Linked DNA regions of Homo sapiens: region 2 is linked to region 1. The links are chromatin contacts, found by Hi-C or POLR2A ChIA-PET in ENCODE. All regions are on one chromosome and are shown on one strand. Each heading gives the region's core, a stretch centred on a gene start or an enhancer-like site at or near the end of the contact. The rest is flanking DNA. Distances are from core to core; before and after follow the strand shown.

Region 1 (6,244 bases), core at 2,057-4,556:
ACTCCCTTATTTTCTGTAATATGACTGTCAAGATTATGTCTTCACACGTGCCCTTCACATGAACATTCTGGGAGTGCATCTTGTTTTCCTAATGTTTAAAAAACATGCTGCAAGCTAATTTTAAACTGGGATGGGTAATGAAAAAGAGAGAATCATAGACTTCTCTGTGGCACCACCTCTCAGTTAAAAATTACCCATGCCTTTTTAATCTCTAGTCTTTGAGACTAAAAGCACATTAATCTACTTATTCCTAATTCATTTTCAGAATTTTCCCATAGAGCTACTTATATTCAGTCTCAAGGCATACTATATATCAGGACATACACTAAACTTTCAAATCATATTTAACAATTGATAAAATTTAAAACTTGTTATTAAATATTTTCATTTAAATGGATTTGGAGAAGTTGCAAACATACTATTGCAACATAGAGTGAAAGACCAACACTGTAGTGACTGTCGATGTAAACATTTTAACAAAGTTTTTGATTATCAAAAGAACTGAGGTCTTTTTGGTTGCTAAATTCCAGTCACTTCATTATTGCTTTCTTTCATGTTATTCATATTATTTTCCAGATGGGCAGGAGCAGCTTAAATGACTACTGTTGTTTGAAGGGCACAGCAAGCGTTGTATGTGTTTTGGCAGGGGGTAGCATAGGGCATGAGAAGGACAGGGAAGGAAGAGATTTGGAGGTAATTTCAAGCTCGTGCTGTCTGGAAGTAGTGCATTTTAAATTAGTGTTAGTGTGATGTTCTGCAGCAGCCAAGCTTGGGAATTTTTTATATCTTTAAGCAGAGTCTGGCGAGTGGTGGTGGTGGGAGGAGTATGAGAAGAGGGTGTTTAGAAATGCTGTAACTCAGGACATTCTCCTGAGCATATACATGTCTAAAGTCAGTGCTGTGCCCTGCCTCATTTGTCATTCCAAAATACATTTTTTTCCTTCCTCCATCTAAACCATGTTCAGGCCTTGTTCAAGTCCTGCCTCCTCCAGAGACACCACTCTGGCTTCTTAGCCTTTCATGCTTCCCCTTTTCTGAATCAAGAAGGCTCCTAGAATATTATGGCTAAAGGCACCTCCAGATTACCTCTCCAATCTGTCATTGTGCAGAAGGACAACTTGGCATCCATTTGCATGAGGTCTGTAGAACATGGTTCAGTACTGTCTTACACAGTTTAAGTGTTTTGTGTGGGTTAGGCTTATTTCCCCAACTATATTTGGCAGTCTTTTAGGAAAGGACTATGTCACACATTTCTTTTGTATATTTCATAAAAATAGCATATTGTAGGTACTCAGAAAATGCTTTTGGCTCTGGTAGCACTTCTCTGTGCAATGTGGATAAGCACTGATAGAGGCTTGTTTGTTGTGGTACAAACTAGAAACAACCCAAATGCCCATTCGAAGGGGAATAATTGAATATGTTATGGCATATCCATACAATGGAATAGTATTATATATAGTTATTAAGAGAAATGATTTAATCCTGTAGCTATCGACCTGGGGGATGTCCTCAGTACATCATTATTTTTGCAAATTGTAAGAGAGGGAAATAAGCCAGGCATGGTGGTATGCATCTGTAATCCAGACTACTTGGATTACAGATACTTGGGTGGGAGGATCGCTTGAACCCAAGAATTTGAGACCACCCTGGACAATATAGCAAGACCCCCATCTCAAAAAAAGTGTGTGTGTGGGAAATAGTAAAATCCCATTTTCTGATAATAAATAACGATAATCTCATATATCTGTATCTGTACCTACCAACAAGAACACGGGCTGTTCACATTTGTGGTAGGAAAGGTTATTAAGTTTTTTCTTTATCTGTTTTTGTATTGTTGCAACAGGAAACCTACTAAGATTAAAATCCAGCAAACATAAGACAAAGATAAAATGCACAGGGGTTTTGATGCATTAGGTGTTTCCCATAGTACTTCCTATTTTTCAAACTTCGTGTGATTAAAAAAGTAAGTTTTATCCCTGACTAAATTTCAGTGTGGAAATAAAGAAATAAAGATAGCATGTACTTGGCTTAGGTATACTTGTTTTGTTCTTTCAGCTCGTTACGTAAAGATACATTTTTTTTTCTTTCTCATGACATGAAGATAAGCTTTCTTCTTACCAAAACCTAAACTGTGAAGGCAGCACCCAAGCCAAAAGCCTCGAGGCTCTGGTTTCTGTGGTGGGATGGGGAGAGAAGTAGGTTGCACAGATGTAGGATGCCAGCTGACTTCAGAACTTCCGGTCTCAGAGCTAACCAGGCTCGGCAAGCCACAAGAGAGAAGGAGCTTGCATAGGTGGAAGAGCAAAGAAAGCCAGTGCTGCAGAACTTCCGGTGCTCCTCCGCCGATGTCGGGCTGGCGCTGCTCCCGAGCCCTGTGTCCTGTGGAAGAAGTTGGTGAGAATCGTTTTGAATGTAGGCAGCCACTCCTGAGGAGGCTAGCCCTTGCTACATTAAAGGTGGAGCTAGATTTACATTTTATTTTATTTTATTTTATTTTTTATTTTTCGAGATGGAGTCTTGCTGTCGCCCAGGCTGGAGTGCAGTAGCACGATTTCAGCTCACTGCAACCTCCACCTCCCGGGCTCAAGCGATTCACCTGCTTCAGCCTCCCGAGTAGCTGGGATTACAGGGGCACGCCACCATGCCTGGCTAATTTTTTGTATTTTTAGTAGAGACGGGGTTTCACCATGTTGGCCAGGCTGGTCTCAAACTCCTGGCCTCAGGTGATCCACCTGCCTCGGCCTCCCAAAGTGCTGGGATTACAGACGTGAGCCACCATGCCCGGTCAAATTTACCTTTTAGATTCACATATTACCACCAGAAGAATGCTTCCTCTGACAACTGAGCGGTACTCCATCCCCAGAGCCCTTTGTGCAGACTATTATTGCAGTTTCCTAACTTGTTATGACACTCCAGCCTTTTCCTCCAGGTCATCATACAATCCATTTTTAGAGTGATTGTTCTAAAGCACAAATCTTAGGTCACTCCCCTGCTCAAAAACCACCCACTGCTCCCCCAGTTCCACAGAAGAGAGCTCAAATTTCTTAGCTTGGTATTCAAGACCTTCCATGATAGGATCCCTGTCTACTACTCAGCTTACCTCACTTCTCCCCTCCTCCAGCCAAATGAAACTGTTCCCTGTGTATGTTCAGGCTCCCTAGCTTCTGCTCACAGCCTTCTGAATATGAAGAAGGGAAAGTCCCTTACCATTCCATCCGTCTCTACCTGTTTAAATCCTCCCCAGTCTTCAATATTCATTTCAGAGGCTGCGTCTTTCAGGAGGCCAGGTACAATTTCTCTCCCTTCTCCATGCACTTCTCCTGCGGCCTGTGCCTTACATTCTAGCTGTGCGTATTTGTATACTTCCTGTTACACCTTGGTAACCTCATCAAGGGAGAGACTGACTCTGACATTCCAGTGTCTGAATTTCTTTCTTTCTTTTTCTTTTTCTGTGTTTCTTTCTTTCTTTTTTTTTTTTTTTTTTTTTGAGACAGGATTTCACTCTGTCACCCAGGCTGGAGTGCAATGGTGTGAGCATGGCTCACTGCAGCCTCAATTTCCTGGGCTCAGTTGGTTCTCCCACCTCAGCCTCCCGAGTCGCTGGGACTACAGGTGTGCGCCACCGTGCCCAGCTAATTTTTGCATTTTTAGTGGAGATGTGGTTTCACCATGTGTCTAGGCTGGTCTGGAACTCCTGGATTCAAGTGATCCGCCTGCCTTGGTCTCCCAAAGTGTTGGGATTACAAGCATGAGCTACTGCGCCCGGCCTCCAGTGTCTGAATTTCTTATGCTCAGTAAATGTCTTATGCTTAATACATCTTTGTTGAATTGAATGTGGTTATCTGAAATGTACCAAATTAAGTTTTAGAAAACATATCTTTTATCCCCTGTTGGAGGGGGTAGTGTGTAAAGAAATAAAGGAGCTACGCACTGGGTTGGTGTCTGTGAAAGGAAATATGATATGACTTCTTTTTTTTTGCAGAATTTCCCATTTTCCCATTTTATATTATCGAATGTTTTCCAGTCTCTTAGGCTCCTCTCTCTTCCTGCTGCCTTATCCTTTCCCTTTGACATCTGTCACTGGATGTCCTTACCATGATTTTGGATGGGGAAATGAGAAGATGCTTCCTGAAAGACTACACTGAGGGGATTCTCTAATAGATTTTCATTCCATGTGACTTTTTCTGGCTGGGGAGGGAGTAGGGGACCTTCCAGTCATCTCAGGCAGAAACTAATTCAGGTCCTGATCAACCCACTGCCTTAAATTTTAGAATGGTTGCTATAACAATTTTAGAATGGTTGCTATAACAAGATGCCTTAGGAAAAAAAAAATTGACAATGGCCAGAACAGGAAGGTGACTCCGTTTTACACATGTCCCTAGTCCCTCACCTGTGGAGAGGTGGTGAGAGTTTAACTGCTTGCTGTCTTTCCAAGAATGCACGTGGAATTCAAAGAAAAGAACAGTAGAAGGGAAGGAGAGGGTTTAAAGGAAAATTGTCATGGGCTTTGGAAAGACCTGATTGTGTAAAAATTGCTTGCTGGTGTTTGGAAAGAACCCAGGTGCTAACAGATTTTAGACAAACCCAATCTGGAGTTGCCTAAATCATGAATGATTTAATGTGACTGAGTTAATCCATATATCTTGTATACAGTAGTTCCAGCCTCCTCAAATGTAGCAGGAGATTGCCACCTTTCTGAGAGTACCTTTCATTTCTACATGCTGATTTTGTTGTTGTTTTTAAAGGACACTTGAATTGCTTTATTTAGCTTCCAATTTGTGAGATTCTCAAAAATTAAAATTACTCATGACCACAAGAAGATACTTCTGTAGTTATGGATCATTTTCTGCTATTTTTTATAAGGAATACTTTTTTATTGTTGTCTTTTTTATAAGTGATGCACATACCAGGTAGTAATAAAAAGTCATGTTTTCCAGTGCACCCTAAAACTGAACTGCTGTCTCTATTTGAACAGACAAATAAATTATACTGAATATACCTACAACCCTGAAAATCATCTTCTGGCCATTTTTCTTTTTTCCCCACAAAGATCACTAAAGTGGTTTATATTGATTAACATTATTAAATCCACCTCTCATGTTTGCAACTACATGAATTCAATATGCAGTAAGATACAGTTATACAAAGAATGTAACCCAAGCCAAGATGAGAAATAAAACCTCTATACCAATTTTTCAAAACAGGAAACTGTTGCAGAAGTATATATAGTTGTTCTTTTTGTTTCACTAAAATTACATGGATTTAAATGTTCTGTATGAACTAACCTCCTGGATCCATTGTCCTTTTTGCCCAAATTAGCTTTCTTTAAAAGTTAACTCCCCAACACAATTTAATTATCTTAGCTAAAGTTTAGGTTTGATCTCAAGCCATTTGAAACTAGACAGAGTGAAAAAATCTGTGGGTAGTTGGCAGCAGATCCTGATAGAAATATGGCACTTGGCAAAGGCTGTCTGCCTTGTTTTGATTTGCCTTTCTCTTTATGGATGTGGCCTATTTTTGAAATGTTATGATTTAAATTCAGCGATCAAGTGACAAGTCTGACAAAACAGAGCTTACATCCGCAGAGGTTCTGTGGGGGAAAAAATGGAAATGTTCCAGAACTAAAGGAAGTAACCTCAGTTTCACCTGGAAACATTAGTGTTTCGGAGGCAAGGGATTTGGGCTATATATAAAGAGTGAAGGAAAGTGGCCAAGATGCTGGGCCAAAATTGCATCCAGGAATAGAGCAGACATTAAAGAACCAAAAACTATATCTGTTGTTTTCACCGTATCCCTGTAAGTAGCACCTGGGGAGACTGTGATTAAAAAAAAGATGGGAAAGTTCTTTCCTGTGATGGCTTGGATTGTAGCAACAGCCTTCTAACTGGGCCTCTAACTCCAATCTCTCCTTCTCCAGTACTCAGTGTACACTTTGGCCAGATTAAATTCTTGGGAAAACTCTATTCCTTTCTCCTGCTCATGACCCCCATTCCTGTTTGTCCATAAGATTAGGTAAAGGCTGGGTACAGTGCTCATGACTGTAATCCCAGCTCTTTGGGAGGCTGAGGCAGAAGAATTGCTTGAGGCCAGGGGTTCAAGAGCAGCCTGGGCAACATAGCGAGACCCTGTCTCCACAAAAAAATATTAAAAATTCACCAGGTTTAACAGTGGCCTGTGCCCATAGTCTGAATTACTTGGGAGGCTGAGGTGGGAGCATCGCTTGAGCCCAAGAGTTTGAGGTGGT
Region 2 (6,244 bases), core at 1,153-3,652, 1.5 Mb after region 1:
TTAAAATTTCACTCCAAAGCCCTAAATTTTTTCCAGTATTGGTCAACACTGAGGGTAGAAGGGTTGGGTGAACAGAATATTAACAAGGTAAATTTCTCTAATCAGAAGGAAATGATCATCCCAGATGCTGAATTTTCCTTGCTATAATACTACATCCTATCTTCTCCAAAAATCACTTTTGAAAAAGGCACACCCCCTAGATTAGTACTTGCATACGACACTTGAGGCCTACTCAAAGTACTTCAAATCAGGTGCTCAAAAAAAGGGAAGGACCGTGTTAGCTTTTAAGCAGTTAGAATTTAAATTGGTAACAGTAAGAACTAGTATAGGTTATCATGCAATCTATTATTGATGTCATTTCCTATGAGGTCTTCCCCAACCACTTTTTTTAAAGTAGCACCAAAGTCATTCTTGCACAGGGGTTCTTATCCAGGCGTCTATGTACGGAACGCAGAATGTTTGTAAATATGGACAGGTAAAAAAAGAAAAAGATTTATCTTAACCTCTGACATTTACTTATCTCTTCAGTTACGAATGCAGGCAAAAATTACAGCGATGTGAAATACCTGATAGCAATTTTAGATTAAATTTAAGCCAAATTCTTTAAAGATCATTTACAGTCCTCACTAATGCTTTACTAAAATATAGATGTCATATTTAATATCTTCATTATTTCATAACTGGTTTCTGTTGCAATTCTATGTATTTCATACATTTAAAACCATCATTCTGTGGTTCATCACATAAAAAAGTTAAAAATCCATACCAGCACATCATTGTTTTATTTTCTTCACAGCACTTATCACTGATATTATATGTTTCCAGTAAGGAGCCACTGGAGTAACCAGTGTCTGCAGAATGTGCGTTGTCTGGCATGGATCCAAGATCTAGAAAAAGTAACTGACTCATATTAAGGTACTCAAATATTTGTACAATAGAGTCCTAATACAAAACAATACACAGGAGTCTTGACTTGAGGCTTTCAATTGCATACTAAGTTAGAAGGAACTAAGTTCTACATCTCCAGCTTTTCCATTACTTGCTTTTTCTTAATTATGTACAATTTAGATACACATCCAAAAAGAAAACAAATACAAACCTATTCTAGTTTTGCTCCAAGAATGACTCAGTTCCAATGTAAAATTAGAGGACTTAACAGCAAAAGGCATAAATAAAAGTTTCTTTTAAAAAACAGTATAACCTACCATACTTTTTGTTTTTTTCTAACATGTGTTTTGTGTCACTGTTACTTAGAATAGGTACTCGAGTGAACGACCCTTCCAACGGAGGGCTTCAGGTTCTGCAGTGATATTTCTTCCTCGTGCCAGATCCTTAGTACAGCCCATGTGGACAGGCTCCCACGTGAACATTTCTTTACAGAAGCCACAGGAAGACCTTGAACGTCATGTTGCTCGCGCCCTGGCAAGGCCCCCGCCCTTCTTAGCTGGGGCGTTCGAGGGACCCCAGGAGAGGCAAGGAGTTCAGCAGATTCCCAGACCCGGAGAGGCGGTGCGCGAAGGTTCCTCTACGCGATCCCCCTGCCGCGCCCCACATCGCTCTCCACCTAAGGGCTTTCCGGAACAAAGCCGTGCGGCCGCGCCACCTCCGGCCCACCCGGCCTGTCCCACCGACCCGGCCCCACCCTCACCCTCAGCTCCAGGGACCCCCAGCAGGCCGAGATCTTCACACCCCCGCGCTCCGCCTCGGCTTTTCGGTTGGTCCGGGAGAAAACTAGTAGGAGCAGAGGCGCCGCCGTCCGTTAGCCTCGGTCCGGAACAGCGGTGCCGAGGCTCCATCCCGGGGTCCCCTCGCCCCATTACAGACCAGAGAGAAGGACTGGAGAAGAAAAAACCGGGGCGCTGGTCGCCAAGCCCCCGAAGACCTGCCTACAGATCCCCAAAGCCTCGCCCGCCCGCGCCTGCGACGCCATCCGCGGCCGGCGCGCAGCCCCCTAACCGCCGCCACCCGCCCAGCGGTCACTCCCCCACCCCGGGCGCGGCCCGCGAGGCTCCGCCAACCTCCACAGGAAGGTGAGGGGGGCGCGAGGCTCCGCACGCGAAGTGGATGCCGCCGGCTCCCGATCCCGCGGCCCGCAGCAGCCCAGACCGCACACGAGGAGCCGCGGCGCCCAACACTCTGCCCACCACGCGCTCTGCTTCGGCTGGCCGCCGCCGACTGCAGCAGCTGCGGGAACCCCAGCGCCCGCATCCCCGAGGGAACCAGCCCCGACTCCCCGGTTCTGTTCTCCCTTTCTACCCCCACGCCGTCCCGGGACTCGCAGTCTCCGCCGCGCACGGGGCCGGTTCTGGGGGAGGGAATGTAAACAAATCGGGGTTTTATAGTTACCTCACACTCGAGTGCCGTGTGCATCTCCTCTCCGCTCGGTACCAAACCCCGGCTGCACCAAATCGTGTATTCACCAAAGCAGACTGCGCTAACTGCGTCGCAGAAACCGGCGCGTCTGACACCCTGCTACGCTTGCGGCGTACAAGGTCCACTCAGCTCCCTGCGCAGCCGCACCCCGTCCGCCTATGGGTGCTACGCTATGGGCGTACACGCGCCACCTAGCTATTCACTTCGGATAACGCCAGTTGCGTAAAGGAGTCGCACTACTCACGGATTCCACATGGATCGTCCGAGGAATAGGAAATTCAAGTCTACGCAAACTGCGGAGTTCCGTGGCTCCGCGCTAGTTTTGTTCCAAGAAAGAACGCCGCGGGGGAGTTGGGGCGGCTTCTTAACGCATGCGTGGAGCGCCCTTTATCATTCGCCTTTTCTCCTGGCTTTCGAACGTCGGTTGCTGAGGCCTTGGGCAAGGCGAATGAGTAATGGAAGCTCTAAACCCAAACGCTTTAGCCAAAAAGCTTCAGAGTGATCAACTGGAATGTTCATCTGTATACGAGTTAAACATCTACGTTAAGTTAACCCCGCCCCCTTTGTTAAAGTAACCTTTTCAGTCTCTTAGGGCAACAGCGAACTTTATTTAGTGCTAAGTGCGAGGTGTTTTGCCTAGCTCCCCTTCCCACCCATTTAATTCTAAAGCACACTTACTGCGGGTCTTCCAAACCTAAAAGAAAAAGTTGAGTCCTGAGAACATGTCACACATGTAGAGAAATTCTCGAGGCTTTTGGCAACTTTCCAAGGTCTTCACTCCTCTACTCCTCAACTGATCGACTATTTCTTAACACTCTATGACAAAAAAATCCCGATCCAGCCAAGCAGTTCCATGGACTTGTGCCTACACCGTGCTCATTCTTGCCCTTTGCTCACGCCATACATCCCATCTAAATTGTCTCCTCCCCTCTTAAGCAACCACCAACCCACATTTTCTTAAAAGGTGACTCTGGACGTCTTATTTTTGCTTCATTACTCTGCTTCCTGGCTCTTACTTAATCCACATGTTGAGGCGTATCTGCATTCCGCCTGGGGTGCCTGTGTTTCTATATCCAACCAGAATCTACTTAACACAGCGAGTTCTGGGGGTGCCTTACTGGTGTCTAGTAGAGAAAATAAAACCATGAACAGCAGTAATCGCAGGCTTGACTGTGTGTCAAGTACTCCACATATATATTAATTTAATCACCATAACACGGTGAGGTAGGAAACTGAGGCACACAAGACTTTAACTTGCCTGGTATCACAGAGCAGGTAGAGAAAAGAGTTGGGATTTCCAAACCCATTCAGTATGGACGGCTAGGTAGTCCCGCTAACCTGCATATTATACCTTCATGAAAGAAGGTTATTTTTTGTTTTGTATCTCTACAAAAAACATCCAAAACAACGAAAATGGTGCTTGATAAATGCCTACTGATTGCCATACGTAGTTCAGAACACTGAACTACTCATATGCCCTTTTCCTTGTTTGGAAAGCCAGAGCATGGACCTCACTCCTGCTTACAAAGGGAGAAGTCCTGAGGTGTGGAGAAAAGAGATTAAGCCTGAGTCCTAGTTTCAAGTCTCACCATTGCCACTAAATGTGAGACAATAGCTGTGGTCCTCAGATTCATTGATAAATTAAGGGGATCGTTTTAAATATATTCTAAGGTTCATCCTAGAACTAAAGTCCTTAGAGTTCATAAAATCATGATAGTACATCCTTTGTGTGCAAAGCATAAGAAGCTTCCAAATTAGCTTGATATTTTATGGCTCATACTTATTTTATTGAACACATTATTATCAACACCCTTAAAACATACATAACCTTTCTTTCAAATATCAATAAGATATAGCGCTTGCAGTCCTTACATTTTAGGGCACCTACACTGCTTTTTTAGTTATGGATATACAAGGCTAATGTTCAGCTGGTACACACAAGTACGGCTGAACCAACTAATCAAATACTGAAATACTTCAATGCAAGTTGGTTAACAGCTGCAACTCTGAGTGGTATCCCCCCATGCTTCTCACCCCTGTGCCAGTCCTTCCTCTCAAGATTCCCCAGACCTCCACATTTTAGGAACTAGTGGGTTAATACCTGGCTAAGATAGAGCCCTTTGGACCCAGCTCTTATTAGTCACTCCCATTCTACTTGGTTGGTGCCTATTCTTTACTAATTGTTACATATTTTAAATGTCATCCCTATAGAAAACTATGTGGTAAGCAACTTGAAAATAGAGACTGTGTCTCCTAACACTTTTTAAACTCACCCAAACATTTATTTACTTTCAAGTGTATACACACTGATTTGGGCAGATTTTCAAGCAAAATTATCAGATAGAATAAATGATTCTCTGCATACTAGCATATTACTTTTCCTACTGAGAAAAGGAATCTCAGAAAATGACTTGCAGGCTTACACAAAATCACCTGCTGAGTCAAATAATGGACACTACAGCAACAATATATGAATTTCATTTTATCTTTACCAGTTTTATATATAAGAAATATGTTAGGGTAAAGACTTTCTAATATGTTATAATCATAAAACTTTCTGAAAGTGTAAGACATTTTCTTTTTCCAGCCACCTCACTTGATTCATAAAGAAGCTCATCTCAACTATAAAAATAGTATAAATGATTTTCAGTACCTGGGGGAAAGAGAGGTACTGAATTATGTGTAAATGGTTTACCTTTCACTGTTTAGCTTATTCATGCTGCTTCAGCCACAATATTAGTTCACATATCTAAAATTTCAAATGTGACCAGTCTACCTTTGTGAGACATGATATAGTAAATCCAAGGGTCTTTTTGCCCCTCAGAGGATTTGAAAAGAACCAACTATTAATACAAAAGAGGAAATAAGAAACCTACTTCATACCCCAATCTTTAGCAGTGGCTGAAGGAAGTCCATGTCATAAACCTGGGTTTCCCTCTTACAGAGGAGAAAATAGTCATCATACACAACAAAATTAAGAGTCTTTAATGAAATCTATAAAGAACATGACTAATTCTGCCAGGCGTGGTGGCTCACGCCTGTAATCCCAGCACTTCGGGAGGCTGAGGTGGGCGGATCACCTGAGGTCCGGAGTTTGAGACCAGCCTGTCCCACACGGAGAAACCCCATCTCTACTAAAAATACAAAATTAGCCAGGCTTGGTGGCACATGCCTATTATCCCAGCTACTTGGGAAGGCTGAGGCAGGAGAATCGCTTGAACCTGGGAGGTGGAGGTTGCGGTGAGCCGAGATCATGCCATTGCACTCCAGCCTGGGCAACAAGAGCAAAACTCCGTCTCAAAAAAACAAAACAAACAAAAAAAAGAACACGACTAATTCTAAGAAATCAGGCCTTTCAAACTCACTTGTTCTTTCCGTGATTCAAGATTAGTAATAACCAATGATAAAGACCCCTTCCTAAATTCATCTCCAGTTTAAACTGTTACTTTTACATGGCCTAAAAGTTTACTTTAGACAAAGCTATGCCTAGAGAGGCTGTGAACCAAAAATAAAATTTTAAGCCTCCCAACTAACTGAATGGTCACTTCTTCTTTGCCAAGGGCATTCCAAAGTTAACCTGAAACACTAGTACCAGGCATGATGGGAATGGATGGTTAAACATGCCTCATTATATTCTCCTCACTTTAAAATTCAGGCACAGGCCGAGTGTGGTGGCTCACGCTTGTAATCCCAGCACTTATGGAGGCCAAGGCGGGTGGATCACCTGAGGTCAGGAGTTCGAGACCAGCTGGCCAACATGGCAAAATCCCATCTCTACTAAAAATAACAAAAATTAGCCAGGCATGGTGGCGGGCACCTGTAATCCCAGCTACTCGGGAGGCTAAGGCAGGGAGACTCGCTTGAACCCAGG

Evidence for each region. A loop is a pair of places that touch in the nucleus more often than their neighbours do. ChIA-PET counts read pairs that join two places held with the same protein, here RNA polymerase II (POLR2A). Pooled maps may share reads with other maps.
Region 2: a map of naive thymus-derived CD4-positive, alpha-beta T cell shows a loop between it and region 1 (21-fold over the local background). The contact joins the promoter of SLC39A10 here to the promoter of ANKRD44-AS1 in region 1. A Hi-C loop is called at or near these places in 2 of 168 maps with a recorded cell type or tissue (gastrocnemius medialis and naive thymus-derived CD4-positive, alpha-beta T cell) and 6 of 50 pooled maps. POLR2A ChIA-PET finds 5 or more read pairs at or near these places in 1 of 52 experiments (activated CD4-positive, alpha-beta T cell).

The regions. Positions count from the first base shown.
Region 1 is chr2:197,195,053-197,201,296 of GRCh38, reverse strand. ANKRD44-AS1 (ANKRD44 antisense RNA 1) reads right to left here and starts at 3,306. Exons shown (of 2, transcript NR_135584.1): 1 at 3,208-3,306; 2 at 2,024-2,379. The region is part of intron 1 of ANKRD44 (ankyrin repeat domain 44); the gene reads left to right. RefSeq lists an enhancer at 2,191-2,260.
Region 2 is chr2:195,653,384-195,659,627 of GRCh38, reverse strand. SLC39A10 (solute carrier family 39 member 10) reads right to left here and starts at 2,402. Exons shown (of 10, transcript NM_020342.3): 1 at 2,347-2,402. RefSeq lists silencers at 1,634-1,733, 1,934-2,053, 2,084-2,133.